2 separate regions of the Homo sapiens genome follow, and region 1 is linked to region 2. A link is a loop called in an ENCODE intact Hi-C map of the cell type or tissue named here. Cell type or tissue: PC-9. All regions are shown on one strand. Links, peaks and the distances in the headings refer to the core of each region. The heading gives the core; the rest is flanking DNA.

Evidence for each region. Hi-C counts contacts between places; a loop is a spot of excess contacts. Peaks named below come from ENCODE experiments on the same cell type or tissue, not always from the same donor. Only the 100,000 strongest peaks of a DNase experiment are listed, where the experiment ranks them.
Region 1: it touches region 2 in a loop (6-fold over the local background); 1 of 110 quality-filtered maps calls a loop at or near these places.

The regions. Positions count from the first base shown.
Region 1 is chr3:189,307,869-189,324,765 of GRCh38, reverse strand. TPRG1 (tumor protein p63 regulated 1) reads right to left here. Exons shown (of 6, transcript NM_198485.4): 5 at 14,227-14,380; 6 at 1-4,140. The coding sequence ends at 3,946. Among named protein-coding and RNA genes, the nearest start is that of TPRG1-AS2, 76 kb to the right of the region's middle. RefSeq lists enhancers at 1-700, 16,789-16,848. In PC-9, for the core only: no CTCF peak of the experiment used is centred there; DNase peaks (open chromatin) are centred at 7,915 and 8,305; H3K4me3 peaks cover 1,192 bases; H3K27ac peaks cover 3,039 bases.
Region 2 is chr3:190,336,857-190,353,753 of GRCh38, reverse strand. It overlaps a transcript of CLDN16 not described here. Among named protein-coding and RNA genes, the nearest start is that of CLDN1, 23 kb to the right of the region's middle. In PC-9, for the core only: no CTCF peak of the experiment used is centred there; a DNase peak (open chromatin) is centred at 8,423; H3K4me3 peaks cover 1,862 bases; H3K27ac peaks cover 4,397 bases.

The DNA.
Region 1 (16,897 bases), core at 6,064-11,063, 1.0 Mb after region 2:
CTTTCTTCCCCTTGGCACAAGTCATCTTCTTTTCTCCAACTTGGTCTCTTGTGTGTAAAGAATTTCTGAGGAGCTTTTAAGCCTAAATTTAATACCTTTGCCCTCCCCCTCTCCTGCCCCACAAAATGCCAGCAGAGGTGAAGCTGCCTTACAAAATATCTGCTGGCTCTGCCAGCTTCCGCAGCTTTGTTTGGGCTTTTTTTATCAGATAGGAAATCGGAGAGCTCTATAAGTGTCCTTAGCCTTTAAGAAAATGATGGCAATTTCTGGAAATTCTTCCCAAACGACTGTGCCCTATTGTTTTCTCATTTCAAAATTATCTCAACAACTACGATACATCAATTCAGATGGCATGTCTTTCCCATGGAATACAGATATTATATTGGAAAGAGCAGTGGGCTAGGGATAGAAATTGGAAAATGTAGTCTAATCTCAGTATTTCCAAAAGTTCACCATCTTCTTTTTGAGAAATGTCTTTCTAGTTTCTAGGCCTTTGCTTCATTTTCTGTGAAATAAAAGCACTGAATTGACATGGTTTTTCTGCCTTCTTATCCCCAGAACTCTACAAACTGGCTTCCTAAGAAGGTTTAAACAAAGGCTGAATAAAAAATGGACCTCAAGGCAAATGATTCAGAAGTGCCAACTTATAAGTGAGCTTCTCTTTTCTGCCTTAGATGACCTTAAGATGACCAAAGGTCAGGCCTCCAAACAGGCCCAATTGACCACCGAGGAGTGAGTCCTGGTGATTGTTTAAAAGTCCTCCTGTTGTGTTAAAACATCTATCTGCTTTGAACTTTCTCACCCTCAGAACTGCCTACGATGTATCAGAAGATAGTGAGGCATTTGTCAGTGGAGCTGTTCAAGCAGTTTCTGAAATAAAGCTTATCAGAGATTTTTCAAGTGGAAATTCCTGAATGAGATAAAGACCGAATAATGAAGACCTCCAACCATGACATTTTGGTTATGAAATGCTTTGTACTCTACTTAATGTATCTTGCGTCTACTCCTATTATCAATCAAACTCATCATGCCATTTGCTAAACTGTAGTGGTAAGTTCAAATGATAGTCTGATAAAAACTCCAAGTGTACACATAGGTCCCCTGGGTTGTGGCTCCCTGTTGAGCTTAAGGACAAAGATCCCAAGTAAGAACACCAAGTGTAAAATGAGAAAACCATAATCAGTAGGTCGATGGTAATGAAGAAACAATTTCTGGAGGAAATGTAGTTCCCTTGGATGTTTTCCCACCTTCTGCTGCAAAAGTCACATCACTCTCTAGGCAAATACTCAAAACTTTCTGTTTAATAAAAGAATTTAACCTCATTTCATTGAATCCTCACAAGATCTTTATGAAATAAGCAAAAGTAATATAATTGTCTCCATTTCGCAGAAGAGGAAATTAAACCTTAGGAAAGGTAAGGAAATTTTTCAGGGTCTCCCATGATTGATCCAACTCTTTCCTAAGAAAAAAATGGGTCTAATTAACTAAGTACTAGCAACAATTATTTGGAAAATGATAGGGTCACCGGCCTTAAAAGATTATGTCAATCATTTCTCCAAACGGTATCATACAGCAATTCCTCTCACAATATCGACTTTATCTAGTCTTTCCTTGAACATACCAAGTGATGGTGGGCTCACTGTTTAAAGAAGCAACCCATTCCATCATTGAAAATTTATAACTATAAGAAGTTCTTTCTTATCTTGAACTGCTATCCAAATTCCTAAATCTTCTCACCCTCTGGTCATAATACCGCTTTCTAGATCCCATTTATCAATTAAGGGGATAGCCTATATATGACAGTTTTTACAAAATGTGAAGGGAATTCATAAAGACCCTCTTGTCGTCTCTGAGTTCACTCTTTATGCAAAACAGCTTTGATTCCATTAAATGCTTATCCCATTGTTACAGACTGGCTCTCAGAACTAAGAAACATCTCCCTCCTGTCATCCTTTCTGAACTGTTTCCATTGATGATGGTGCACTGTGTCCTTTAGAAGGTCATTTGGGAACAGTCTGGCTTAGGTTACAAAGGGGGCAAATGTGCAGAGAGAAGTCGATTGTCAGGCTGATCCTTAAATGGTAACTCAAAAGAATGTGCTGGACATTTCAGAGGCTTCTGCCAATAAATGCCACTATCTTGAGGCAAATGGGGATTTTCGGGCAGCAGTATTATAATAATTTGCCAATTATGCCTGCTTCAGAACCAGTGCCAAAACAATCCAACGACTTTTCATTCCACTACTGTTGACAGGACAGCTATGGATTTCAACATTTCCTTTTACAGTCTGAATAGAAGTTCCCTGCCTTGGGGACTATAACAATATTTGCCATCATGGGGGGAAGAAAAAGTGGGTGCTGTAAAGGCGGAAGAGAGGGAAAGAAAAAAAAATTAATGGAAGTAAACAAAGACAAAATAAAATAAGAGTTATTCAAGGTTTAGGGTTTGAATGTCTGCATTAAATTGATGTTTATAAATATATCAGAGGACAAATCTTTGAAATTGAGGAAGCAAGCTTTTCAAAGAAAAGACTTTAAACTTCACATAAAAGTCAAAAAAAAGTTGGCTGGAATTTCAACTTAAACATCAACAAAGATGTGTCAATTTTGAGTCTTGGGAAAGGCAAAAAGCTTATTGTAGTAATGTCTATGTAGTCAACATTCAAAGCTTTTTTTTCTACATAAATTTAGATAAAATAAGACTCTGAAAGAAAAAAGAAAAGAAACTTGAGAGATGCAAACATATGAGATAATTTCCTGGGTTGTTGAAAATTAGATCTAAGTCGGGAAGAGACAAAGAGGAAATAAGAGGGAAAAGAGCAATGACAATAGAGTGTTAAGACAGTGTTTTTGAAAACATGGTCTTCAAAACCCTCTGCGATCCATGGACATTCCATATGCAGCACCTCTGAGGCCTAGAAAGAAAGATGCCTGTGGCATTCTCATCTTCACTCCAACCGCATTGAACCTACTTTTATCTGCTTCGTATATGCTGCTTCTACAAAAGATTTCTTTAGAAGAAAAAGGTCTGTTATTAAAAAATATATATTTGAACAAAAGATGGTATAAGTAAATGAGCTAGAAACCAAGTGTAGGATAGATTGAAACAGTCAGCCTTGGAGTAGGGATTCCATTTAACAGGCTGTGGTAATAATTGGTTGAGCAGAATTAAAAACCTGATCTAATAATACAGCTATAAGAATGGAAAGGAGGAATACATGAACAATTTTGATAAGAGAATGAGCTTCAAGTTTGACATCTGGGCATCGGAATACAATGCTAAGCCGTATAGAGATGTGATCATATATAGGATGTCATGGCAAGGAATTTAGAGAAATCAAAATTGACAGACTTCAGGGATGGATAACTGGGACCATATAAATACCACAGGATTTTGATAATGCTCAATTAAGAGGCCACTGGGACACTGATATATAGATGATTAGCAGTCAGAAATGCAAAACTGAGTCTTGGAATAAATATTGGGAATGGGAATATAAATTTGGAAGTCATCCTTATCAAGTGGTAGCTAAAATACTAGAGACAGTGAGACCCCAATGAGAGAATAAATCAGGATAAGAGGGCTGAAGACCAAGACCTAAAAAAAAAAAAAAAAAAAAGCCTACATTTAGAGAGCTGAAGCAACAGGACTTAGAGTCTTCTTTCCTGAGTTGATGATCAGGCACTCATTTGATAACAGTATTTGATAGGCTCAGCAGCATTTATTTTCTAGTTTTAAGAAAATTTGATTATTCTTGTATGAGGTCTAAAGTGTGTATCTATCAGTCCAATCAAGCTTTTAAATTTTCGGAAATACTAAATTTCTAAATCATAAAGCGTCATTTAAAAATAATTAATTGTTTCAGTCCAAAAATAGCGTGGGTCAAACTGGAATTTTCAAAGTGACATATCTGTGGATGATATGCTTATGGTACCAAAAAGACTCTCAAAAACCAATACTCCCACGGGCAAGGGAATAGCCAAGTTTGTTGCGGTTTCCAATGAATGACATCAGCCCTGTGTAGGTCTCAATCAAAATGGGTTCAGTTAACACCATCAGTTTCTTTCCTCTTCCAGATCCAGTTGAATTCTTGTGGGCATTCTGGATAGCTGGAACAAGCTTAGACATGAACCCAGACAACTGAAGAAGAAAAAAAGAAGGCACAAAGTTAGTTACTGTAGATTAAGTTGAGAGATACTCATCTCCCCAGCCAGTCTTCACAGAAGTTGACTACTCTCCTGGGGCTGCAGTTATTCTTACTTCTTAAACATAAATGGTTAAATTTATCTCTATTAAGTTAATTCAGTTAATAACTGTGCTTAAGTCCATTAAGACTAACTTTCCTCAGGCCCAATTTTGCTTCTTAATGTCAGAAATAATATGTAATTTTTTCAGTTTGTTTATCATCCACATAAGTCTACCAAGTACCATTTTAGTTTTAGCTGCTTTAATATTTTGTTAGTATACAAATAATTTGCATCGGTATTAGTACTGTAAACTGACTCTCTTTGTCACTAATAGATGAAAGGGCATCTGAAATTACTTAAGAAATATTGATGAAGCGCCTACAACAAGTTCCAGGGACATTTTAAGTTGAACAGACAGGCAAAAAAACCCCGCTGTCATGGAGCTCACATTCTCGTGATTGCAGACAAAAAATATTCATAAAAATTTTGAAGGTGATAAATTCTAGAAGGAAAATAGAATGTGGTAAAGGGATAAAAAGTAATGAAAGTTAGAGTTACTTCACATACTGTATTCAGGGCAAGTCTTTCTGAGGAGGTAAAACTTCAACTGAGACCCATACAATGAAAAAGAGCTAGTTACGTGAAGAAGAAATTCCAAGCAGAAAACACAGCACCTGCAAAAGCTGTAAGGGAGGCATGAATTTAGCTTCTTCAAGGGACACAGAAAACGCCTTTTAGACAGAAGTCTAGTGATCAAAGGAAAGAGGTTGAAGCACTAGGCATGAAGAGTCTTCAGGGCCATATTAAGGGCTTTGGATTGATGTGATTTTAGGAAGGAGTTCAATGTTGTATGCTGTTATTTTACAAATAATAATAATCCTAGCTACTGTGTGGAGTCAAAAATAGAATGCTCTTAGGGCTAAGAATGGAAGCAGGAAGACAAGATGAGTTTGGAGTTCACTTCAGGAGTCCAGGCAAGATACGACGGTGGCTTGGACAGTGTAGCAGTAGAGACCATCGGAACTGGTTAAATTAGGGATTTGGGGGGCAGGGGGTTCAAGCCAAAGAATGTGTTGGTGTGATTGAATTTAGGGATGAAGAAATGAGAAGGAAAAAAATGACACCCAGGTTTTTGGCCTGAGCAACTGGGTAGATAGCGATATTATTATTGAGTTGAGAAAGCCTAGGAGAGGTACAGATTGGAAATGGTAAGATACAGGGATGGAGGATTTTGTTGCAGACACGTGGTTTGAGTTACCTCACCAGAAATCCTCTTAGAGATTTTCAATAGGCAACTGGATATAGAATCTGGGACCATGAAGAAATATACAGATAAAAAGTCCATGTCTATAAATTTTTCATAATAATAATCACAGACCCAGAAGTCAAGAATGATATTCATAAAGTGAAGTTAATAGCCTAAACATGATAGGATATGGGACAGAGAGTAGGAATTAAATTCAGGAAACTCTTGTTGGATAAGATACTAGGCATTGTGGGCAATGTAGAGGGGATCTGGTAGGTAAACTGAGGATCTAAATGTTACAGGGATCTACCCAATACCAAATAACTAGTAAATGATTGAGCAAGGGCTTGGACTCAGGTCTCCTGACTTAACTCCTGAAGTCCTCTCTTTATAACATTGCTGTTATGAGCAGGAATTATAAAATTCTAATTTTTAGAAAATTTAGTTTTAAAATTCTGATATTTAGGGAAGAATTCATGTTCCTCATTTGCAAAAGGGAGAAAATATTACATTCATTAATTTTTAAACCATGTTCTTTAGAACACTAGATCTCTTCACAGATTGGGTGGGTACATATAATTTATCATCCAAATCTAAATTCTCTGGAAAAGAAAGGAAGTGCTATGTGAATAATGTTGGGACAGCAGGTACCTGAGGCTTCGAGGAGAGGATGTCAACAAAAAGCCAAAAGCCAAGCAGGTAACTTATTTTAGTCTCTTCAATCACATCAGAGCTGCTCTATTTTTATGATCAGTTTTATATATTTGAGTTCCAAGTAAGATTTTACTTCTTTTTAAATGAAAATCACTTGCCTAGGAAACTTCAGCTCTGGCAATCAATGATTTAATCCAAAAAGATCTATAGTGCCGACTCTCCAACACATCTCTCAAAACCAAGCTTAAATCCTGTATCTTCCACAATGCCTTCCCACAAACTCAAGGGAAAAGTTGACCTTTTTTTCTCTTATGTGTTTCCTATACCTATACCTCCACTCAAATATTTCATCTGGTTTTCTATGAAGTAGAGTCACAAATGTGGCTGTCTGTACAGCTAAACCAAAGTTTCTTCACCTTGGGACTATTGCTATTTTAGGCCAGACAATCTTTTGCTATGGCAGAGAATGTCTTCTGCATGTTAGGATGTTAAGCAGCCTCCCTATCCTCCTCCCACCAGATACCAGACAGATACCTCCCTGTGTATAGAAGGAAGTCTCCTGTAATAGAGGGCACGCCCGTCCAATACCCAGTACTTGAAATCACTTGAGAAGTCACGCTGCTGGACAGACTGTATATATCATCCTTGCATATTTTTTCCTGGAATTATCCTCATAGAGACCCTGTGACTATAAATTCAAGTGTGTAGAGACAAATAAGAAGAGGCAGTAGCTCCTTTTTCCTTGCACAAGAGAGGTTTCTACCCATCGTAATTTCCATCCTCATCCTATCCCATGCCTCAACCCTCCTCTCTGAACACATGCAGATATATGCACACACATACAAGTGCACTTTAAACTTAGCTAAACTGAATTAGTCTTTATCAGAGAACATTTTATATACCTTTGTAAGTATACATTTGATATGACAACCGATAATATCTCACTGGGACACTGGGACATTGTCATATGTCCCCCATGGGAAAAATCACCCTCTCTTGAGAACCACTGAACTAAAGGAAGTATAGGATCAGGCAGAGGGGTCTTAAGTTGGAACTATGATACTCACATAGCTGTGTGACTTTGGGCAAGTTATCCAACCTCTCTGAAATTTATAGTTCCTTTGCCATAAAATAAGAATATTAATAGTATCAAACTTATCAGGTGGTTGTAAAGATTAAGTGAAATAAAGTGTTTGTATACACGCTGTGAATGGAGGGGTGCACATACATGCACTTGTGTGCTCACATATTATATAAAGGATTAGGAAAGCAGAATGAGATGAGCCTGAAATTTGGAGTTATATTGCAAAGGCCATAAAGGAAGCTTGTTGCCAGGAATCAATAAATAATAACTGCTTAATCATCACTGACATCATCCTCATCATCATTACCAAACCATGATCTCTTAAAAATCAAAGTATAATTCATCTCAACAATTCTATTGCAACAAAGTCTGGATTATCCAAAGTCTGGATTATCAGGATGCCTTTTCATAGATCAGTAAATCTTGTCCAGTTGGATTACTGAATGCTTCCTCTGGCTTCATCATAAACTTCTTTCCTTAAGAATCCTCTGTAGACTCAAAATCAAAGTGCTAGAAAGTAAAAGTTGGCACTATTTCATACTCAATGAATTTGGCATTTCATTGGAGTCAGATGGACTTCATTTCCAGTCATTTCTAGGAGCCCCTTCAAAGCCAGGGGAGGGCATGGTTACAGAGAGACAAGCAGGGTGACAAGCAGTGCATTGAAGGAGAGGCAGACAAAAGGCCAAGTCCCCGAGCTGGCTCTTGAGCATTTCAAGCACCTGAACTAAATCTATGTGACAGGAACGCTGTGTCATCTGATATGAATGCCACCAGCCACATACTTTTCCCTAAAAGCTTTTATGCACCCACCTCTGGCTCTCTCTTTTATTTCAGTCCCAAATACAGAGGGTCAGGTTTTAACAACTCCAGTTACACAGGGGCTGTGTGTTGGTTAGGATAAAGTATAGCAGCAGTGTGCGTGGTGGGGACAGGGGGGACATCGTATTATTCTTGACTTTCCACCAATTATTTACCAGCCGAGTGCCTGGTCCACAGGTTTGCTTTAGGTGCTGTCTGCCAACAGTTCATTGCCTGGAGTCTCAGTTTTCCTTATTACAACCATCACTGGCTTCCTGTTTACACTGGGTAAAGAGACCAGGTTTCATGCCTGTAGGCCCACATTCCTCAGTTGAGCTGGTTTTCTGAGCCTGCAGGCTACAGGTTTCAGCCTCCCTGTGTATGGAAGGAAGTCTCCAAGTCTCCTGTCATAGAGGGCACGCCCATCCAATACCCAGTACTTGAAATCACTTGAGAAGTCACACTGCTGGACAGACTGTATATATCATCTTTGCACATTTTTCCTGGAATTATCCTCATAGAGCCCCTGTGACTATAAATTCAAGTGCATAGAGACAAATAAGAAGAGGCAGTAGCTTCTTTTTTCTTGCACAAGAGAGGTTTCTACCCATAGCAATTTCCATCCTCATCCTATCCCATCCCCCAACCCTCCTCTCTGAACATATGCACATATGTGCACACACACACAAGTGCACTTTAAACTTAGCTAAACTGAATTAGTCTTTATCGGAGAACATTTTGTATACCTTTGTAATTCGCAGCTTTTAAGCATGTTTCCTCTAATTAAAATGTCTTTTCCCACCTTCTTTGGTGCTTAAATCACCCATACCTTGAGTTTCATATCAAATGTCATCAGACTTGTTAACTTTTGGACTTATCTGTTCCCACTTTTGGGCTCCCCCTATTTACAATCTTAGTACTTTAAATTATAATTTGTGAAAGTCTTTGCTGCCTCCTCCCCCTACGCCGTAAGTATCTGTAGGGCAAAATCAGTTTTATTCTTCTTGGTAATCCAGAATATTGCTCATCATGTAATGGTCACTGCCAGGTAAGTACTCAATGAATATTTGTTGAATTGTTGTAAAAGGCAAACAAAGGGCTAAGAGTATAAAGTTAAATTTAATTGCTAAAACATTGGTTCATTTACATGATCCCCTTGAAAAGATGGATAGAAATACAAGAAAAGAGTACAAATGGTTGGTCTGTAGATCATGATGGTTGTAGGGCACACATAATGCGTTCACTGCTATTCATCAGTTCTGGGTTCAGTACTCATCCTTCCCAGCAGTAGTCTCTGCATACTGTAGGAACCCAGCAAAGCGATGGTTAAAAAAGAAAAGGTAAGGCTATAAGTTGCAAATACAAAGTGGATGAAATAATTGAGGATAATTGAGCCAGGTTTTGAGATACAATATTATACCATATCACATCAATTAATACAAATGTACACACAGTCTCTCTCTTTCTCACCCCCCCTTACACACACACACACACACACACACACACACACACACAATTCTTTCAGGCTTATACCCATTTCCTTGAATATTAGGAAACTGGGTATAACATAGAACTATTATTATATGATTTCAGTCACTTAATCCCTCTGAATAACTGTCCTCATTTTTTTTTAAAGAGACAAAATCTTGCTCTGTCATCTAGGTTGGAATGCAATGGTATAATCACAGCTCACTGCAGACTTGCACTGCAGACTCGAACTCCTGGGCTTAAGCAGTCCTCCTGCCTTAGCCTTCCAAGTAGCTGGGATTATAGGTAACTGGAATGGGAATACTGGTACATGCCACCATGTCTCATTAATTTATTTTATTAAGTTTTTTTAAAGACATGGTCTTACTCTGTTGCCTAGGCTGGTCTTGAACTTCTGGCCTCAAGCAATCCTCCCACCTTAGCCTCCTGAGTCACTGGGACTACAGGCATAGGCCACCACCACACATGGCTCAAGTGTTCTCATTTTTAAAACAAAGACACCTATCCTTATCTTACAGGGGTTTTATTAGTTGAATTACATGAAAATAGTATTCAAATTGTAATCAATAGATATAAAGTATAACTATATAATAGTATACTAGATATTTTTATGTCTCATAATATTAAAAGCAGTGCCAAAAAGCTACTATTTTATTTTATACTTTCACATTGTTTTATATGAGTAACACAAACTATGTATGTGAACAGATTGGAAAAGTTTGGTGAAGCAGGGAGATAAGCAAGACTGTCTGGGAAAAGGCCATTTGACCACCATATCTGCCAGATGTGGAAGTGGTATAGAGTTAGTGAGATGGGAATAGTATATTTTGACATAGCATTGTATAAACTTTACAGCAATTTTATCAATAAATGTTAACAGACTTAGACATAGCGTAAACTTTAACTTGAACGTAATTATATCCATTAATGCTCTTTCTTTGGGTACCTTCCTGACCCACCAGCCCCATGACTACTCAGCTTTGGCCCAATGTTGTGTAATCTCAAACCTATATCACCAGTTCAGCTTTCTGTACTGAGCTTCAGACCTAAATTTCTAACTGCCTGACAACCAACCCTACCCCAAGTTCTACAGAAATGCAACATGTTTCGAATTCAACATGTCATAAGCTGAGTCCCCAAACCTACTTTTTCCAGTTTTCTTCAATCAAATTAATGGAATCACCATCTACCCAATCCTGAAACCTTGTCATCTTTGACTTCTTCATCATCTTCAATATCCTGTCAGTTACTTGCTTTCATTAATTCTCTCTCCTGAATAACTCAAAATCTCCTCATCTTCTTTCCCTTCCTACTGCTCCGAACTTAGTTTAGGCTCTTATATCTATTATCTAAGCCATTATAACTACAGTGGGGACTATGTAACATTAAACTCCAGTTAAACCAAATTACTCTTTATCTAAGAACCTTCTGCATACTCTCATGTACCTCTACTCCTTTTTGCTTGATCCAAACTTCAGTTTCAGTTAATTAGAACTCTTAAAAATATTTGCATTTTTATCTGCCTCCCCTGTTAAGCACTGCCTTCCACAAAGGCAAGAACCTTGTCTCATTTCTGTTGGTATCCTCAGCAACAATCATAATACCTGCATTTTGTTGGTGTTAGAAAATCTCTTGAATAAAGAGATTCTAGATACAGTAGAAGAAATGACTCTGGGTAAGAATAAGTTTGAATATTTTCATGTATTTTAAAATAATAATTTGTTCCATTAGATTGTAAATAATTTAAAAGTGTTGACTGCATAACTCAGCTCTATGTTATTCCCTCCCCGTGAGACAATAGTTTTCTTAAACTGAATTAAATTGCTTCAGTTTTTGATTTAGTTATGCATTTTCCCCATATTCTACTTTTTTCCTATTTCATTCATCAGAGAGATGGAAAAACCAGTTTATTAAACCCTTTTAAAATCTCATGTTTTTGCCAAAATATTAACATAAAAAAATTCTAGATCCCCCAAATTATCTTTCTTCTTATTTATTCTTTTACATTGATATAACTGGGTCTTAATCAAAGCCAATCTTGGAAAATGTCCTAAACATAAATAATATTGTGACATAAAAACCAACAACAAAAGAGAAAATAAGACACAAAAACCTGGATCAAAGTACTCATCCTCTCACATTCCAGATGGAGATCATTTGTTTTCCTAGAGAGCTGGGACTTTGGGTGGCCTTTGAATAAGAAATAGCTTGGCAAATGAAAGTGCCAGACTATTGCTAAAGGAAAAAAAAAAAAAGAGAAAAAGCTTTGGAATAATAATTTAAGGAGAAAAGCCTTAAAGGAAATACACTTAACAGATCCGCGAAGTAGTTTGATTGGCTAAAAGTCAACCAACCAACTCACCGTCTATCATGTTCGTGTGTGTGCATGTGCCTCCCACCTGTTATTCTTACTTCCATCCAGTAAGAGCTACATGAACATCAATTTCCTGTTCAGCCTTTGCTACTGGGAAGGCTAGGGCAAAATCCAATGCTCTAGTCTATTAATTCCATTTGTGGGTATTTGGAAAATAATATTCCATACCCTCTTTGATATTTTACTTTTCATCTTTATTTTTGCATTATTTGATTGTATTTATATATAACAGAATAAGATAAAGCACAATCAGATGTTAGAATGTGACAGTGTTATTTCTCTGCAGTTTATAAAACTTGTTCTTTAATTCCTCACGCTGAACTTCTTCCTGCAAAGGGCATTCAGGGAATAACCATCTAATGCACAAGGTATGAGGAATAAGAGAAGACTTGGCCCAGGAAATGATGGATGTACCAACTAAGGCAGTTAGTATTTATTTTGATTTACAATAAAGTACAATTACTACTAATTCAAAAATATATATTATTTTAATGGTCGGAACCAGATGTCCTTTAAAGCAGGAAAATGTCTTTGGGAAAATAGGTTATTAAGCTCTTTATCTTGGATTAACAGATGTTTTCGGGCGCCTGTAGTCCCAGCTACTCCGGAGGCTGAGGCAGGAGAATGATGTGAACCCGGGAGGCGGAGCTTGCAGTGAGCCAAGATTGTGCCACTGCACTCCAGCCTGGGTGACAGAGCGAGACTCCGTCTTAAGAAAGAAAGAAAGAAAGAAAGAAAGAAAGAAAAAAAGAAAGAAAGAAAGAAAGAAAGAAAGAAAGAAAGAAAGAAAGAAAGAAAGAAAGAAAGAAAGAAACAAAGAAAGAAACAAAGAAACAAAGAAAGAAAGAAACATAAAGTGTTCTGCATTGTTAACAATAATTTTTGAAACAGAGTTTGAAGATTATGGAACAATGCATTAATGTGTTATTATTAATAAGAACTTCTAGAAACAGAGAAGTCTGATATTGCATTTGAAGTTCACGGCAAGAGCATGATGCAAACTCCCACTCTGTCCCCCTGAAGCCCTGGGTGAGTCTGTTCTCATATTCTTGCCTTCAAATAGGTGTTAGGTTGTTCTTATTGGTTGTTTTGTTTTGTTGGCTTTCAGTGGTAAAGAGTCAGGCTAGGGGCTGATGCTGAGGCTTGGGTTGAGAAATTTGAAATAGGAGTGTCCCATAAAGAGTGGCAACATGATCCATATACCAAGCTAGTTTAGTGTCAATAACAGCTTGGAGCCTGAGGGACACCGTGACACTATAAATCCCTGAGGACATTTGCATAATTCTTGAGAGGAACATTGACTTTTCATGGGAGAATAATGTGATTCGAGGTCATTTCATCTATGTATTATGGGGGAATGAAGACTCCATCTAGCCTGTAATCAAATATATGTTGCCTCAAATTCTTTTTAAAATCCCCAGGACCTATCAAGTTAAAATATTTTCACACACATACATATATATTTACACTTGCACGAATAGGTATGTTTAATGCAAGAAATGTAATATATGCCATCAACCACAGAAAGTCTTTACATACAGATTGCCAAGTTTTGAATTCATAGCAAATAAAGAATTGTAATATTCTGAAATGAATGACAGAATATAAAAGTAAACATAAAAAGGACGGAGAAGGTAAGAATTTCTAGGTCTATAAGCGCACTCATATGTATATTTGGTTTTATTGAAAATATAAAGTTTGATCTTTCACTACATTTTCAGCTCCAGCTGTTTTCCTTCTTGACTACTTAGAATGCCCCCGTTCTGCTTTAGATGCCTGGGGGAGGTGAGAGAATAATAGAAAACTGTTCCCTTTAGAAATAAGTCTAATATCTGCTTGATGAGATGAAATTTAAAGACAAAGAAATTGTGAATAGCTTTACACTTCATGGAGTATTTATACACACATCATTCTATTTAACCTTATAATGGTCCAGTGAGGTTGGGAGGAAAGGCAGTGCTCATTATCTTCATTTTAGACGTGAGACTACCAAGTCTCAGAAAGACAAGTGACTTAATCGAGCATGACCATAGAACCTCATCGAACTATGCTTTATACTATTCCACACTTCCATGAATAAAATAATTAGAATGTGATTATATGTGGGAAAGTATATACACCATGTAGGCAATGCATGCAATTAGCAAGCGGAAAGCAGCATGTTATATATAAATATAATGTATATTTACATATAAAAACAGTTTGACTCTTTACTAAAATAAATTATAAACCTATTACCGTTTTTGTCTATATAAATTGCTGGTTTTATTTTATTTTATTTTATTTTATTTTATTTTATTTTATTTTGTTTTGTTTAGGAGTACACGTCCCTAGAAGCACATAGCTCCAGCAACAAAGCTAATCTGAGAGTAATACCCAAGATGCCTCCTACCTTGCAAATTTCAAGGAATTTCTCACTGGTGTATTTCATAGGATGCTCAGTGAAAGTAGCATAAGGAACTTCAGTGGACCATGGGTTCCAGCGGGACAGAAGAGACTGCTCCTCCGGACTCCCCCAGTAGATCCTAAGGCCTTCTCCTTGTCTCCTACAAGAAAGGCGTTTTCCATTAGATTAGTCATTTCCATTTCCAAAAAAAAAAAAATAGAATGTAATACATCAGTCAGCCTTCATATTAACTCCCAACTAGTTAAACTGTTCAAAAGATTTTAGGGGGTGAGAAGAAAAAGGTGAATTAGGTTTTAAAAATAGGAAATTCAAGGTGTTTGGAGGAATTCTATATGGGAAACACCTACTTGGAAATGTGAGTCTGACACTCAGAACAGTGGCTAGAGCTGGAAATACGGATATTGATGTCACACCAAGATTCTGATGGTAAGAATTAAAAGAGAAAGAGAGGAGGTATCAAAGAGGTGAACAGTAACAGAACAGTTCAGGTGGGAGACAGTTTCAAGAAGAAAGGAGCTGCCATGACAATAACAGTTTCCACAGAAGCAATAACTGACTGAGAAAAGACATGGGACTTCTTAAATGGTAGAATATACATGATTTTTGAGGGGGACGCTGACAAATTCAAAATGCTCTGCGACTTCAGATTCTGAATCTCATTGTCCTCTATTCTCTGCACACATTCCATTCAGTGAAATTGCAGCAACAAACATGTCAAAGCTTGTAGAAAGACTGTGCCTGCCCCTCCTGTTAAGTTCACAGTCTTAATCCACAAGATGTGGGAGGAAGCCACTCTGGCATAGCCCAGGCCTGGTCATTTGGTAAACCTAAGTGCAGAGCAAGAGAAAGTAAGCTTGAGATAACAGGGAGAGAACTCATGGTAGAGGAGTGTGGCCACATTGAATAACAAAACCGTGTTTCTGAGGCCTCTTTTGCATGTGTCCATCAGAATTTATGATTTGTGGTTTCAGGTATCTCTGAATGCAAAGAGATGCCCGGAGGTTAAGCCAAACTCAGGTGCCCTGCATTCGACAAGCTTGGAAACTAAGTTGCCTGTAATTCTAAACAGCCCTATGGAACTTCACGGATGTCTCATTTTGTCTAAAAATTAAATCCTGGGATTTCTGGAATGAAAAACCAGAGCTTAATTGTGGTGCCTTCACAAAACTGTCACTTCCTGTATTAAGGAAGGATTCCTTCGGGAATGCTGTTATGGTTTCTGAATGTTTATCCATGTGGAGATGGTATAAGCACAATTTCACACAAATGCATATAACACTCCGCTCCCCAACTGGTTAATACCTGAACTTTTCTCACAAAAGGAAAGTAAAAAAAGTCCCTGAAACATTCTGCTGGCCAGTTATCAGATTTTTGATGATTATATTTGAAAACTGACACCCAACTTTTTTTTGTACTTAATCCTTTGCCCAAGAAGAAAAATGAAAAAAAAAAAAAAAAGTATATAGGAAAAAAAAGACAGAGTTAGGAAAAAAAAGACAGAGTAAAGAAAAATATTGAGAAGAATAGAAAAATAGAAGAAAAATATACCTCTAAAGTTTTCTTTCTCCCTCTCCTTCTCAGCTAGTATACTGGCATTTATTATCCCCCAGCTCTTTTTTTTCTGGCCTGACAATAAACTCTAAACTCAATGAATATTCTATGAGTGCTGGTAAATGGAGCATTCTGGATTGAGTCCATTAAAACAACTTGCACAATGGAATTATTTACTGCTTCATATGTCAATTTATGTGCTGGGTGCAATTTTGCTTTTATCCAAAGGGGATGAAAATCTGCCAAGAGAGCTTGCCTAATAAGTACACATTATATTCTTTTACCTTAGGGAAACCTCAAATGAAGTTTGAGCATGAAATTCAAGAGGGACCCTATTTCTAAATAACCAGTCAATGTGACTATAAAAAGGACCTTTCTCAGAGATATAGTATACTTCCAAATATGCAAGTTCAGCCAACCTTCTTTCCTGAGCTCCAGAGGTGAAAACTAGGAAGATTAATCTGAAGCTAAGTTATCACTCCAAGGGTGGGGCTTCTCAGGCCATCCAGCAAAGCTGTTAGTATCACAGTGCTATGAAAGACGATCATCTTCTCTTTTGTCAAACACCATTAGAACAATCGTGGAGACTGCAGATGCCTTTATGACCAGAAATACTTTATTTAATAGTAACGTACTCACATGAAAGAAATCCTGGGAGGCGACAGAGTGGAGTAAAAGTGCAGTGAGCTGGATGTCCGGGAGTCCTGTGATACAGTCTCGGTTTTGACACTTAACATTGCGTGACTATGGGCAAGCTTATTTCTCTTTCTGAATCTGAATCATTTCTCTTTCTGAATCTTCTGAATATGTCTTCCCATATTTAGAAAAAAACAGGACTTCCTCATCTGTTCTTTAGAATCTCTATATCGAGACATTCCATGACCTCAGTCATGCTGTGTGAATAGTGTAGGTGGTCATGATGCCAGTAACGATCATCTGGTTGCAGACATACAACATCCATAAGCAGTCTTGGGGTATGAATTCTCTAGTTCAGAAGCATCTAATTAGCCCCACTGAGCAGAACAAGTCCTCTACTGCAAAGGTCACAGCAAGTACTATCCTATCATTCCAAGAGGCTTTCAGGACCTACCACAACATTTTACAA
Region 2 (16,897 bases), core at 6,064-11,063:
CCAGCTCTTTGTCAGCAACTTATCAATAAAAATGATGATACAGAAAGGTCTGGTAAAGCCAACTATAGATAACTAAATGAATTAAATATCAAGAGGATGATTTAATATCTCAATTGTTTGAACGACTCTTAAGTGTATATTGTGCCTTGAATGTTAAAATAAAGCCATGTAAGAAAACCTTTAAACTAGTGTTTATTTCATCTTGATCACAACTTCATTTAAGATTTAATAACACAAACTTGTGGTCCATAGACATAACTAAATAATTAAATATACATATTCCTGGGGTACATGCTTTATTCATTTATTTATGTTTTTATTAGGATTGGGTGACCAAATGACTTTGAAAGCCATTGCCATAAACAATGGGAAGCTATTGGAAGCTGGGTGCACTCATCATGATAAAATTTATATTTTAGACATAATAACTTTGGTATGGTGTGGAAAGTAGGTTGAAGAGAAGAAACTGAAAGCAAAGAGATCAGTTAAGGGGTTGTGAAAGTAAATTGCTCACAGCAGGTCACTCTGAATTTTGGATGAAGGTGGCATAGTCTTACAGTTAATAATATAATAATTAGCAACTTACAGGATTGCTGACTGGGTGGCAGTCTCTGTGACTTTGTATTAATGCTCATGATAACTCTTTGGAGTAGGTACTATGTTTATCCCATTTTACAAAATCACTTACTCAGCAAATATTAATGAACACTTACTATTGGTTGCGTATTTTATTAAGAGCTGAGGAGGAAATTAAATTGTACTTAAGGGCCATAAAGCTTCTAGATACTGAGCTGGGATAACATTCAAGTCTGTTTGACACCTATTTCTGAAGGGTGGAAAAATGAGGAAAGGGAAATATGAAATAATTTAGCACTATCCTAATTGTTTAAAACCAGTGATCTACTCACTGCTTATACAGTTGATGTAAGAAAAGAGGTTTTTTTTATCCTTTTTTTTTTTCTGAGAAAACAACAGAGCCCCGATAAATTCTACGAGATTCTCTTTGGAGGCCCCAAACTATTCTGAAAGCAACTGCAATGTTTCAAGGACCTTTTGATGTTCTAGAATAGTAGCTTTTGCTTATACTAATGAGACACGGAGAAAAAGAAAATTGTCACATTCAAATACAGCAGTTTTCTGTGCGACTTTTCGCAACCATAGCTACTTTGATTTCTAATTACATGATTAGTAGCTAACCTGATTAGCTCTGCCTGAGATACAAAATTCAAATAGCACTTTGCTACAGAAAGTGGAATTTACTGTTAGAATAAACATTTCAAAATAGTGTCATAAATATTCCTAAAGCTAGAAATGACCTGGAATGTTAATCTTGTTTATCCTTCTGCTTTAGGACAGATCTAAATAAAGACAATTCCAATCACATATTCTGTTTCTGAGCTATTCCAATATAATTAAATACAACAAATATTTACTGAGAATTTATATGTACCAGGCACAATATCTAGAAAAAGAAAAACTAAATTCACTTGGCAAACTTTTCTTACTCTTTAAAATTGTTAATTATGTTTGAAGTTGTAAAGAAGCTATCCTGATCCCCCTTCCTTTTTTATTGTTTTACTAATTTATTTGTCTTTTTTTAAAAAAAAAAAAACTTTTTCAATTGCCTTCTAGTTTCAGACAAATAATATTTAGAAAAGCATGATTCCAAAATTATAATCACTGTCAAATTAAGACCATTAATTACCTGTGTGTTCTCAACCTAAGCAAAATGCAGAATATATGCAATTACTGGGATAATTCAAGCCAGGAAAAACATTTTGCTGTACTTGCTAGAGCTCTCCCTGATATTCTGATTTATATCTGGGAGAAAATGGTCCAGTTTAACTTGAATACTCTTGAATGTTTCCACAATTAAAAGAGAATATAATTCCCAGTGGCCCTATAGTCAATATTACCTTTCCTTTTAGAATGCTAATAGATAAAATAACGTTAAGTTTTTGTGATTTTTTGACTGCAATATTTGCATTAATTATTTACCTAGTTTGTTTCTTGGTTATTTTGTTTTCCATCTGTTTACCTCTATTTCTCCCCAGCAACAGATAATCTTCAGCCCAATATCTGCTAATATGTTTCATGATTTTGACTTAAAAAAATAAAAACCTTAAAAAGTAATAATAACAACAACAATAATAAAATGTTCTATTAATTCAATGTTTACTAAATGGCAGTCACTGTACAATTTTGTTTTAAATTCACTGGTTTGTTTAAATATTACTACAATCCTATGGACTAGGTTACATTTTACACATGAGAAAACTGAGACTCAGAGAGGCTATTGTGTTAATCTGGGTTCTCAAGAAGCAGCTCTCAAGATGGGATTAAATGTGTAAATTTAAGTAAAGGAAGCACTTATGCTGAAGAAAATAGAAATAGAGCTGGAGAAGGCTGGGAAAAAAAAACAGTCTGTTTCAGTTCCTTTTGCATTGCTGTAAAGGAACACCGGAGACTAAGTAATTCATAAAGAAAAGAGGTTTTTTGGCTCATGGTTCTGCAGCCTGTCCAGAAAGCATGGTGACAGCCTGTGCTTCTGGTGAGGGACTCAGGAAGCTTCCAATCAAGGTGGATGGTGAAAATGAACAGACTTATCTATATGGCAAGAGAGGGACCAAGGGGGTGGGGGGGAGTGCACAGTCTTTTACACAACCGGATTTCCCACGAACTCAATTACCACTCATTAATCAAGGAGAGCACCAAGCCATTCATGAGTGATTTACCCACAAGACCCAACACCTCCCACTATGCCTCAACTCAAACATAGGGGTCATATTTCAACATGAAATTTGGCGGAGACACACCTCCAAACCATATCACAGACCACAATGCAAGTCTGGCCCAGAATGAAGAAGACTGCGAGGAAAGATTGTCTATAGACTAAAGAAGTTTGAGCAAAATCATAGTGAACCCTTGAGCCAAACTCAATGATAAAAGATTTGCCTAACTCCCAGGAACAGGTCAGCCTAGTATTTCCTCTATACTCAGTCATTGGTCAGATAAGCCTAAGGAAGTTATGGCCTGAACCCAAACACAGTAATAGGTTTCAATGCCAGTAGCCTGAGCCCAGTCAATTAAGCTGCCTGTAGGTCTGGAAGGTGCATTCTCATGGCTGCCACAGCTAGTTAAATGGTGGAGCTGAAATTCATCCTTGTACATTCCTGACTCCAGAGGCCTTTCCCTTTACCTGTGATATTTTTCATGACCTTTGCATGTTCTCTTGATTTTGGTATCGAATACTTTTTTCAACATTATAAAATCAAAATTAGCAATTCTTAGTTGCTTTTCAAAATACACATTGACTCTTTTTAACATTGTCATTTTTAATATCTTTAATATGATAAGTAACAATACAATCCAACATCTATAATAAAGTATATATATATATATATATATAACATTATGAACTATGATTCTTAAACTTCAAGTACTGCTTTTATGTAGAAAAGCTTTATCATTTCACACCAGACTTTGGGCTAATTTGAAGAGCTTTACGCAGGGAATAAAATGAATCATGTCTCAAAAACCTGTTCCTTTTTCATACAAATTTGAAAATATTTCTACTGGATTCTACTGGATTCTTAGAATCTTCATAAGACATTAAGATGTACTTAGATGTGGGAGGGAGATGGTTAAATGCTTGTCTCCATGCCCTGCCCTGTGCCTGGTCCGCTCATCTATTCCTCATTTTCCCATAGCTTGTTTGGTCAGGTCATCCCCTCAAAAGATTAGTACATCAGTCATTTCTCTGTACCAAACCACCCGAAATTCAATGGTTTTAAGACCAATCCTTCATTATTGTAGCTACCATGCTTGTGAGTTGAATGGGTTAATCAAGGCTGACCCAGTCTGAACTCACTTATATACCTGCAGTTTGACTGGGGCTCTACCCTAGGATAGGCTTGCCTGGGGCAGCACAGCTGAGAAATCTTTCATTTTCCTTCTTTACCTTGGGTCTAGCTCAGGCATGTTCTTCTCATGGTAATGGCAGGAGTGCAAGTGTATAAAAGGAACATGCAAAGCCTCTTGTGACCTGCATGTAGAACTGGCACACTATCATTTTCACCTCATGTCAATGGATAACACAAGTCACAGGGTCAAACTATGCAAGTCAACGGTTGGGAAACAATACTATAGTCCTTTTATAGACAAAAACAGTGAAGTCACACAGAAAATGATGTGGACTCAGGAAAAGTAAAGACATGACCATTGATGAAACATACCATGAATGGGGATCTGTATTAGTCTGTTCTTGCACTGCTATAAATACCTACCTGAGCCTGGGTAATTTATAAAGAAAAGAAGTTTGACTGACAGTTCCTCAGGCTGCACAGGAAGCATGGCTGGGGGGCCTCAGGAAACTTACAATCATGGCAGAAGGGCCAAGGGGAAGCAAGCATGTCTTCATGTGGTGGCAGGAGAGAAGGAGTGAAGGGGGAAGCTCTACACACGTTTAAACAACCAGCTCTTATGAGAACTCACTCACTATCATGAGAACAACAAGGGGAAATTCATCCCCATGATCCAATCGCCTCCCACCAGGTCCCTCCCCCAACACTGGGGATTACAATTGAACAACTGGATTTGGGTGGGGACACAAAAACCATACCAGGGTCTTACCATACTATTTCCTTTCATCTATCTGATATCGATTCATCAACCTTAATGCCCATCAATGACAGACTGGATAAAGAAAATGTGGTACATATACACGCTGGTATATTACGCAGCCATGAAAAAGAATGAGATTATGTCCTTTGCAGAGACATGGATGGAGCTAAAGACCATTATCTTTAGCAAACTAACACAGAAACAGAAAACCAGACATCACATGTTCTCACTTATAAGTGGGAGCTAAATGATGAGAACACATGGCCACATAGTGGGAAACAACACACACTGGGGTCTTTTGGAGGGTGGAGGGAGGTAAGAGAAAGAGGATCAGGAAAAATAACTAATGGGTACTAGGCTTAGTACCTGGGTGATGAAATAATCTGTACAACAAACCCCCATGACACAAGTTTACCTGTGTAACAGACCTGCACATGTACCCCTGACCTTAAAACTTAAAAAATGAATTCTTTAAATATTTATTGACACAATTTCATAAAAGAAGGTTTGCTTGGCAATGGGGGCATAGTTTTTATTTTAATGGGATAAACAGACATGAAAGCATATTGTTTTCTTTCTTCTGGTCTGACCACATTTATCCATGAGACTTAAGTGACTGCAGGCCTGTGTTGTAGGCTTTTGCTTTCCTTCACTCTGCACAGTCTCTCTAAGCAATATCTTCTATTCCCATGGCTTTAAATGAAACAAAAATCAGTGTGGGTGTGTATATCTTTGTAAGAAACATAATCTTCCAAAGACACACACCACACACACACACACACACACACACACACATTGCAGTCTTGCTGTCTTCCTTGACATTGTGGTCTCATCTTTTTTTTTTTTTTTTGATTTATTCTTTTTTTTTTTTTTTTTTGAGACGGAGTCTTGCTCTGTCGCCAGGCTGGAGTGTAGTGGCACCATCTCAGCTCACTGCAAGCTCCGCCTCCCAGATTCAAGCAATTCTCCTGCCTCAGCCGCCCGAGTAGCTGGGATTACAGGCAAGTGCCACCGTGCCAGCTAATTTTTTTTTTTTTTTTTTTGTATTTTCAGTAGAGACGGGGTTTCACCTTGTTAACCAGGATGGTCACAATCTCCTGACCTCGTGATCCACCTGCCTTGGCCTCTCAAAATGCTGGGATTACAGATGTGAGCCACCGCGCCCAGCCCATGGTCTCATCTTCTACCGATTCCTCGCCCTGTACCACCACTAGGTTCCCTATGCTCCAGCCACAGACCTTTTTTTCTGTTCCTTACAAACTACAAGATCATCACTGCTTCTGGGCTTTTGTGCACTTAGATCCCTGAAATCACCTCATATCATGCAGGTCTCAGCTCACTTGTCGCCACTTCAGAGAAACCTACTTTCATCCTCCAAACTGAAGAAGGTAATCTGTACCAATCATTGACTTTCATATCACCTCTTTTTATTGTCTACACAGCAGACATGCCTAGTTGAAATTGTCTTATTTATCTTTGTTGTTTATTATCTGTCTCCCCCATCAAGAATGACATTTCCATGAGGGCAGGAACTTGCCTATCTTATTCACAACTGTGTCCTTGATACCTAAGATAATAATTGACATGTGGCAGACACTCATAAGTATTTAGTAATGATGAATGAATGCTACAATTTTCTGATGGTCTAACACAGACCTTTCTTTTGAGTGCCAGATCGTTATATCCATTTATAACTATATGTTCCTTGGGCACTTCAAACTCAGCACTGGCATCTCTGAATTTTTCTCCTTTCTCTCTAAAACTATCCTTTTGTCCAGTGTTTTCTAGCACTATAAATAGGAGGTCTACCCAGAAAAACTGGTAGTTTTTCTTGACTCCTCCCTACTTTCTCATCACATCAAAATTATTAACAAATGTTATTGAGTCTACTCTAAAAATATTTATCAGAATCATCTATACGTTGCCATCCCCATTGCCACCATCATCATGGCTCTGCAATCGTTTCCTAGCTGGTCTCTCTGTCAATCGTCTCTGCCACATATTAGCTTTGTGACCTTGGACATATTTTTAAACTTCATAGTGCCTCAGTTTCCTCACTCACCTCTCCAGTTAGGCAAACATCTTACAGTTACAGCATGAGGATAAAGAGTATCCTCCAAAATAATAATAGTGTTCTCCAAAGTGTCCCCCCGCCCAAACCTCGGCGTGTGAACTTATTTGGAAATAGGAGCTTTTCGGAAGTAATAAGGTAATACTGGATTAGGGTGAGCCATACAATAACTGATGTCCTTATAAGGAGAGAACAATTTGGACACAGAAACATGGGCAGAGGGAAGGCAATGGGAGACACAGGGGAGAATGTCATGTGGAAAGGCAGAGGCTGGGGTGATGGATCTGCAAGCCAAGCAACACCAGGGATTGTGAGTAACCACTACAAGCTAGGAGAAGGCAGGGAAGGATACTTCCCAAGATCCCCTTCAGACAAAGCCTATGACCTTACTGGTATCCTGATCTCAGACGTCTGGGCTCCAGAAAAATGAGAGAATGAATTTCTTTTAAGCCACCTAGTTTGTGGTAATTTGTTGCCACATCCCTAAGAAACTAGTATAGTTGTTGTAAAGAATACTAGGACAACTTACATAAAGAATGTACAGTTTTGGCTATAGTAAGCATAAAATAAAATTTAGTTATTATTTTAATTTCAGCATCATTATGAATCTAGATCAAAACTGTTAAAACGCAAATATGACTGGGTCACTATCCTGCTTAAAATTGCCGGAGGATTTTTATTGTTCATAGAATAGAGACCAAAACTTTAAAACAGTTCAAAATTCCCTGTAGCAAAATCTGGTCACACACCCACATCTCTACATGGTACTTCTTTTTCCTTCAGTTTTTTTTTCCTTCCCTAAGCAAACAGAACTTCTTTTGAATTTTTATTCTCTCTCACCTCCAGGCATTCTAACATGTGGTTCCCTCTGCTAAAACACTTTCTTTTCTGTTTCTTTCCTTCGGTCTCGGTGTAAATTCCTTCTTTAAGGGAGTTCCTTCCTGGTTAAGGAAGATCCCTCTGTCTTACGTGCCATAGGACGCTTCAGTTCTATCCTTGGCTACTTCCATCACACTTCTGAATGTTCATGTGTATTGTCACTTACACTGTAAGACCTAAAAGGACTGGTTACAAGAGTCTTGTTATTTGGGTTTAGTCCAGTCCCTGGCATATGCTCAGCACTACCTCAATAAATATTATATATATTACATAAATAAATGAATAAGATTATTTCAATACAATGTAATCAATACAGTAATAAACATACAGTTGTTAGTTTAAAGGAGGGGACAGATGGATAGACTGGCAGATTACCTGGGACAAACTGAAAGTCAGAATTTTATGAGAAGGAAGGAAAGCTGCCAAAGTGTGTTTATTTTAGCCTCTTCCTGTATTTCACGAATGAATAACTGGAAGCCCAGTGAGGTAAAGCATTTAAACAAAGCTGAACACCTATCAGTGGCAAAACTAGAACCAGAATTCCTTTTCCTCATCAAAGAGTCTTTCTAGAGAGCATTATGCTGCTTATGATAAAGAGAGACGGAGCTAGGCCTGTAAAAAATAAATATGAGATTAACACAACTGAAAGAAGAGGCTCTGGAAAAACACGAGGCTTGTTTACAGAGGAAAAATAATAGTGATGAGATGAGAGCATTTTCAAATAATTCCAGGATTGCCAAATAGGGTGATTCAAACCTGATAGGAAGTAACTCAAATTCCATAAGTGCAGTGAGAGAATGTGTAACTAAGGGAGGAGAAGTCAAATTCCTGAGGTGCAGTGGGTGTGTGATATGAAGAGGAGAAGAGAAAGTCCCTAAACTGAGAAATATCACAAAATGAACAAAGAGGTTGTGAAAGACCTTTTATCTGGTAGTATCCATCCGAGCCAAAATCCTGCCTGCCTGCCCCTAGAAGCTCTTGCCAGCTATCTCCCTGGTTACTATCAAAGCTGGTAAGACAACAAGAACCAGGAACTTAAACTGTAGCTTAATACAGAGTTCACTAGCAGCACTGTGTGTGTGTTAGGTGGAGAGGGGTGTCTTTAGTCAAATTACTTTACCCTTTAAATCTACAAATTTCAGTGTTAACATTGGTATTAGCTTAACTCTTCCTCTGTCTCTGAATTTTGTCTATTTTCCCCATACTCTTCTAAGTAAAAGTCTGATCTTATTCATTTATTTACACTTCTGGGTAAATAGAATTATTTCCTCTGAATCGATCTGTGTGAAAATACAGCTACCTGACCCTTCTCTGCCAATATTCAATGTGTCCCTAAATCCCAACCAAATTCCTAGCATGAGCAAGAAGACCCCCTTTTACAGCTTGGCCTAATTTTTGCAACTCTTTCTCCAGACATTTATCCTCCTTTATTCTATAACCTAATCACATGATTATCTGGAATCCTTAGTTTTTTTTTTTATTTCCACAGCTTTCCTTATGCTACTTTTTTATGGAAGACAAGGAAAATTTAGTGATTTAATTCTTAATGTTTTGCCAAAATAAAAGTGTCGACTAAAAGTATACATACATATATAATTTTAACATTTAATATATTTTCACATTTATACAAATGCATTTACAGAATACATAGTATGTAATACAGTATGTACTATGTATAATTATGAATTATATATAATATACATTATTCACTACTCTATAATACTTATATGAAAATTAAGAACAGTTTATATACACATTAAATCTATCAAATATTAATGACTGTTTAAATAATATTTAATAGCAATTTATCTGTAGTACTTTTAATACCAGTAGTGAATATGATTAAGATAATTAAAGCTTCTTGGAGGTGCATGCATAAAAATCCACATATGGCTTTTCTGGGAATTTTAAGAAGTTATTCAGAGATGTTTAGGTAATATAAGCAATTTCTCTGAAGGTGTTATTTAGTTACAGAAATTTGGAAGCTCTGTGTTTTATAATGATGGCTATTCTTCATACGTGCTTTCAAAGCGTTTTTCAAAATTATTTTTTATATTTTTTATATTTCATTTCATTAAAAAATGTATTGTGCACATTTAAGTTATACAACATGATGTTATGATACATGTATATAGTAAAATGATTGCTGCAGTGAAACAAAATAGCAAATCCATCATCTTACATATTTATTCATTATTCGCCCTATCACATGTGAAGATACAATCTACCCATGTAGCAAAAATCTTGACTACAGTACATTATTATTTACTGTAGTCTCTATTTGTACATTAGATCTTTCAACTTGTTCATCCTACGTTGCTACTTTGTATCCTCTGGCCTGTATCTTCCCATTTTCTCCCCCAGACCTGAACTCTGATAACCACTGTTTTATTTTCTATCTCTTTTTATTGATTTGACTCCCCTGCCATTTTTTTAAGATTCCATATATAAGTGAAGTCATGTGATATTTTTCTTTCTGTGTCTGACTTACTTCACGTAGCATAATGCCCTTCAGATTCATATATGTCGTGGCAAATGGCAGAATCTCTTTGTACTTAAGGCTGAATAATATTTCTTTGTATATATACACTATAGATTTTTTATCCATTCATCCACTGATGTACACCTAGGTTGTTTCTGTATCTTAGGTATTGTATGAACAATGCTGCAATGAATATGAGAGTGCAGATATCTTTACGAGGTGGTGATTTTATCTCCTTTGAGTATATACCCAAAAGAGATATTGCTGGATCATATAGTAGCTATATTTTTAATTTCTTTAGGAACTTCTATACTTTTTTTATGGCTGTACCAATCTACATTCCCAAAAGTGTACAAGGCTTCCCTTTCTTCCACACCCTGATCAACATTTTTTATCTCTTGTCTTTTTGATACCAGCTATCCTAACAGGCGTGAGGTGGTATCTTATAGTTGCTTATGATCTATTTTCCTGATTATTAGTAATGTTGAGCTCTTTTTCATACACTTGTTGGCAACTTTTATGTCATCTTTGGAGAAATACGTATTTCAGTCCTTACCCAGTTATAAGTGGGTTATAAGTTTTCTCACTATTGAGTTGGATGAGATCTTTATAAATCTTTTATATTAACCCTTTCTCTGATACATGATTTGCAAATATTTTTTCCAATCCGTAGGTTGTCTTTTCATTTTGTTGATTGTTTTCTTTGCTATGCAAAAGCTTTTTGATTTGATATAGTCATACTTATTTACTTTTGCTTTTGTAGCTTAAACTTCTGGTGTGATATTCAAGAAATCATTGCCAAGGCCAATGTCAAGGAGTTTTTCCCCTATGTTTTTTTCCAGGAGTTTTATGGCTTCATTTCTTATGTTTAAGTCTTTAATCCATTCTAAATTAATTTTTGTGTGTGCTGGAAGGGTCCAATGTATTTCTTTTGCATGTGAAAATCCAGTTTTCTGAGCACCATTTATTGAAAACACTATCTTTTTCCCATTGCATCATGTTGGTATCTATGGTGAAAATTAGTTAACTGTAAATGTTTGGATTTATTTTGGGACTCTCCCTTCTGTTCCACTGGCTGACATGCCTCTTTTATGCCAGTACCATGCTGTTTTGTTTACTATAGCTTTGTATCCTTTTCAATTTCTTTCATTAATGTCTTATAGTTTTCAGGGGACAGGTCTTTCACCTCTTTGGTTAAATTTATTCCTAAGAATTTCAATTTTTATGCTATTGTAAATCAGATTGTCTTTTTGCTTTCTGTTTCACCTAGGTCATTATTTGCATATATAAATCCCACAGATTTTTGTATGTTGATTTTATATCTTGCAACTTTACCAAATTCTACCACCATGTGAGATGTGCCTTTCACCTTCTGCCATAATTGTGATGCATCCCCAGCCATGTGGAACTGTAAGTCCAATAAACCTCTTTCTTTTGTAAATTGCCCAGTCTCAGGTATGTCCTTATCAGCAGCATGAAAATGAACTAATACAGTAAATTGGTACCAGCAGAGTGGGGTGCTCCTGAAAAGATACCTGAAAATGTGGAAGCGACTTTGGAACTGTGTAACAGGCAGAGTTTGGAACAGTTTGGAGGGCTCAGAAGAAGACAGGAAGATGTGAGAAAGTTTGGAACTTCCTGGAGATTTCTTGAATGGCTTTGCCAAAAATGCTGATAGTGATATGGAAAATAAAGTCCAGGCTCAGGTGGTTTCAGATGGAAATAAGGACCTTTTGGGGAACTGGAGCAAAGGTGACTCTTGTTATGTTTTAGCAAAGAGACTGGCAGCATTTTGTCCCTGCCCTAGAGATTTGTGGATCTTTGAACTTGAGAGAGATGATTTGGGGTATCCGGTGAAAGAAATTTTTAAGCAGCAAAGCATTCAAGAGGTGACTTGAGTGCTGTTAAATGCATTCAGTTTTAAAAGGGAAACAGAGCATCAAAGTTCAGAAAATCTGCAGCCTGACAATGCAATAGAAAAGAAAATCTCATTCTGCGGGGAGAAATCCAAGCCGGCTATAGAAATTTGCATAACTAATGAGAAGCCGAATATTAATCACCAAGTCAATGGAAAAAAATATCTCCAGGGCATGTGAGAGACCTTTGTGGCAGCCCCTCCCATCACAGACCTGGAGGCCTAGGAGGAAAAAAATTGTTTAGTGGGCCAGGCCCAGGGTTCCTCTGCTGTGTGCAGCCTAGGGACTTGGTACCCTGCATCCCAGCTGCTCCAGCCATGGCTGAAAGGGGCCAACATAGAGCTCAGGCCATGACTTCAGAGGGTGCAATTCCCAAACCTTGGCAGCTTCCACCTGGTGTTGAGCCTGCAAGTGCACAGAAGTCAAGACTTGGGATTTGGGAGCCTCTGCCTAGATTTCAGAGGATGTATGGAAACACCTTGATATCCAGGCAGAAGTTTGCTACAGGGGTGGGGTCCTTATAGAGAACCTCTGCTAGGGCAGTGTGGAAGAGAAATGTGGGGTTGGAGCCCCCACATAGAGTCCCTACTGGGGCACCACCTAGTCGAACTGTGAAAAGAGGGCCATCATCCTCTAGACCCCATAATGGTAGATCCACTGACGGCTTGCACTGTGTACCTGGAAAAGCTGCAGACACTCAATGTCATGCCAGCCCATGAAAGCAGCTGGAGGAAAAGCTCTACCCTGCAAAGCCACAAGGGCAGAGCTGCCCAAGACCATGGGAACCCACCTCTTGCATCAGCATGACCTGGTCGTGAGACCTGGAGTCAAAGGAAATCATTTTGGAGCTTTAAGATTTGACTGCCCTGCTGGATTTCCGACTTGCATGGGGCCTGTAACCCCTTTGTTTTGGCCAATTTCTCCCATTTGGAATGGCTATATTTACCCAATTCCTGTACCCCCATTGTATCTAGGAAGTAACTAACTTGATTTTGATTTTACACAGGCTCATAGACAGAAGGGGCTTGCCTTGTCTCAGATGAGATTTTGGACTTTTGAGTTAATGCTGAAATGAGTTAAGATGTTGGGGGACTGTTGGGAAGGCATGATTGGTTTTGAAATGTTAGAACAAGATTAGGAGTCGCTAGGGGCAGAATGATATGGTTTGGTTGTGTCCCCACCCAAATCTCATCTTGATTTGTAACTCCCACGATTCCCACGTGTTGTGGGATGGACCTGGTAGCAGGTAATTGAATCATGGGTGGGAGGTCTTTCCTGTGCTACCCTCTCATGTTAGTGAGTAAGACTCATGAGATTTGATGGTTTTAAAAATGGGAGTTCCCCTGCACAAGCTCTTGTCTGCCACCACGTGAGACATTCCTTTCATCTCTGCCATGACTGTGATTGTGAGGCCTCCCCGCTGCATGGAACTGTAAGTCTAATAAACCTCTTTCTTTTGTAAATTGCCCAGTCTCAGGTATGTTTTCATCAGCAGGATGAAAATGGACTAATACAGTAGGCATCCTTGTCTTATACCAGATCTCAGAGGAAATGCTGTCAGTTTCTTCCCATTGTTTATGTTAGCTGTGGGTTTTCCATAAATAGCCCTTATTACATTGAGGAACTTTCCTTCTATACCTAAAGTGTTAGAAGTTTTTATCAAGAAAGGATGTTAAACTTTGTCAAATACTTTTTCTTTGTCAATAGATATGATCATGTGGCTTTTTGACTTTATGTCTGTTAATATGATATATCACCAACTGATTTGTTTATATTAAACCAACCTTTTATTCCAGGGATAAATCTCACTTGATTATGATGTATAATCTTTCTGATATGCTGTTGAATTTGATTTGCTAATATTTAACTGCTGACTTTTGTGTCAGTGTTCATTGGAAATATTGTCCTATAGTTTTTCTTGATTTCACACCCTTTTGCTTATAATTCTAGTATAATATTTATTTTTTGACTTTTATAACAACTACCAAGATAGTCATTATTCACTATTAAGACTACAAGCTCCGCAGGAGTAGTAGTAATTTTTTTTACATATGTGGTAAAACAATAATTGTTTAATGAGTTTTTAAGGCAGTATATGTGGTTTCAATTCTTGCAGGAGGTTAGGACATATTAATCCTTAAATCAATTTTACTGCTGACCTATCTTACAAGTTTACCTAATGTATGCTATTTCCAATGATCATTAAACTTCTAGCCCTTTTCAATTATTTTCTAGACTATTACCATAATCTATGAAATTATATTTTTGCAACTAGACTTGCCTCTCATACATTGTCTCCTCAACACTGCTGCCAGATTGAGCTTTCTAAATGTGAATCTAATCACATCACTCCCTGCTTGCTTCTGCTTCATTAGTCAGGATTGTGACAGGAAACCAATGTCACACACAAATGAAGAATAATGTATACACAGGAAATGACCACTAGGTGAGACTGTGGTTCTCCATAGAGAAACCCAGCCATTGCCACATGTAATTGAGTTAGGCCCAGAAGCCTAGAAGCAGAGTATTAGACAGAGAGTCTTGTGCAGGTGATTTCTAGAAGGAATACACTTAGAAGTCTTTAAGGAAGCAAGAAGAGCAGGAAAAGATGAAGGATGGGTAGAGTTAGGCAATAATATGATTTCAGAAGTTTAGTCTCAATCTAATCCCCTAGTTAGCTCTCTAGAACATAGATTATAATCAGATAATTTTCTTGGCCAGAGAAAAGAGAGCTGCACTGTCTTATCCCTGCACTTGTCAGTCTTTGGAGAGAGAACAGTGTAACTTCTCAGGCATTTCTGGGTGAGGTAGCTTCAATCAGCTGAGGACAACCCTACAGTGAAATGTGCTAACTTGAGCAGTTATCAGCCAAGACCTGCAGGGGTATGAGTGTACCAGCCCAGTCAAGGAGATCTGGAGAAGTGCCAAGAGCCACTTCCAAGTCTGCCACTCACACTTCTCAAATCCATTCACTTCTCACAATAAGTTCTTCCTATCTGGTCTTAGCTTCTTCAGAATTTGAGTTGGTCTCAATTTCTAGGAAAACTTGTAAGAGGAGCATTTGTAGGATGAATTACAGCCTTCTTTGCTGCAATTGATCTCAAGGCTGTCAATAATACACATTATCCCTGTCAGCTACAATTATAGATTCCTTTTACACTCAGCTAGGACTTCAGTTCATCTAGGTGGCTTGTCTGGTGGGATGTCTCAGACACTCATCCCTGAGAGCCTTGATTCCCTAGTTACCACGCACTTGCCAGGCAATAATTGCTGTACTTGTCAATTTATAATTAAACTTGGGCATGAGGGTACCAAGAGATAACCTGCAGTTCACGTAGGTATGAAAAGTATTTCTCCATGCCCCTATTAAGTAACAGCAGCCCTTTTCCTTAGGTAATCAGGCTAAAATACGCCACTACACATTCAAATATCCTAGTGTACACAATCTTGGCAGTATAATAATTCCTTTTCTTGCTTGTTGGTCCACTTGAAGAACTAGAAGTGATCATGTATCAGCTGTATCTTTAAGTTCTATGAGACTCTTGTGTCCCTGAGTGAAAGCATATCTTCTCTGGGACCTCTGGATCCACAGGCTCTAAAATTGAGTAGACAGGCAATACAACATCTCCTAGTCAATTCTTGGAGTGGCGGTGAAGTAGGGCTACTATTTCCTCCGTCTTTTGGTTACTGAACTCATGTACTCTACCTACTGGGCACCCTGGCACCATGTAATGGCTGTTGGTTTAGGATGAATGTACATCTTTCTGAAGTATAGTGTCTCCATCTACAGGCATCATCTTCAAGATGGTACTACAGCTATACATTAAAAGGGGCTTTCCTATGCTCTATAGGGTCAGCTGCCACTAATTGATTCAATGTATCATAGGATCAGGGGATATCTTTGCCATGTTCCCACTACCAGGCTTCCTTTGCCATAAAGGGGTTCTCTTGATCTGAAGTGATATTGTATGAGATGCTATCCAATATCTCTCTCTGTGAGCCTTTCTGTATAATGCTGACAGAAATACTACTGGTAGAAAAGGCAAACACATCCTAGGAATGTGTGTCACTACTACTCAGGATTAATTGTTGCTTTTGTCAGGATGAGAGCAGTCCAGTTTTATCAGCTTGCCACCAAAATGTCTGGCTGGTTTTGTCAAAGAATATTATCATATAAGGAGCTCAGCACAGAAATGTGTTGGTTGATAGGTTGGATATGGCATCGGGTATATGAGCTTTGGTGAGAGGAGAACGCATTCTTATCGTCCACATATTGTCTCCATCTATGCTGCCATGACTACTACATTCGTGAGACCTTTCAGCTAGCTAAGTTTCTTCTTATCTATTGGGCCATTCTCCACACTTGGTTGCTTTGTGTCTCTAACTTGATGAGGGTTAACACGTAATGGTGAGTTCTTCTTAGTTTCTGCCCATTTCCATATGTTCATCCACATGCTTCTTTCTTGGATCTTCTTGTCACTAATATGAAAACATTGCTTTGTTCAGGCCAAGCTATCCACCAATGACCATGTGTATAGCGTTCTTTTAAGCCATTTGTCACTCAACAAAATTGGATTACAAGTAACACTAACCCAAATCCTGCCTCCTGTTTGTATTTTCCCATGAATACTGTCTTCCAGGACTTACCAAGTGGGGCTATATTACAACAGCAGTCCATTGTCCACACCAACATACTGAGATGAACAATCCATGGACCAAGCCTGTGTTGTTTTCTTCCTCTATTAGCTGCTCATAAGGATTCTCCCATGAGGTTACAAGTGTGAGCTGATTGAGTGGTGTCAGGTGAGACTGTGCTGGTGACAAAGAAGTCTGGAATATTTGTTCATCCAGCTTACATATGCCCTTTGGATATTTTAAGGGTGATCCATTCTGTAACACTTCTATTTTATAAATAATTGCTGTTGG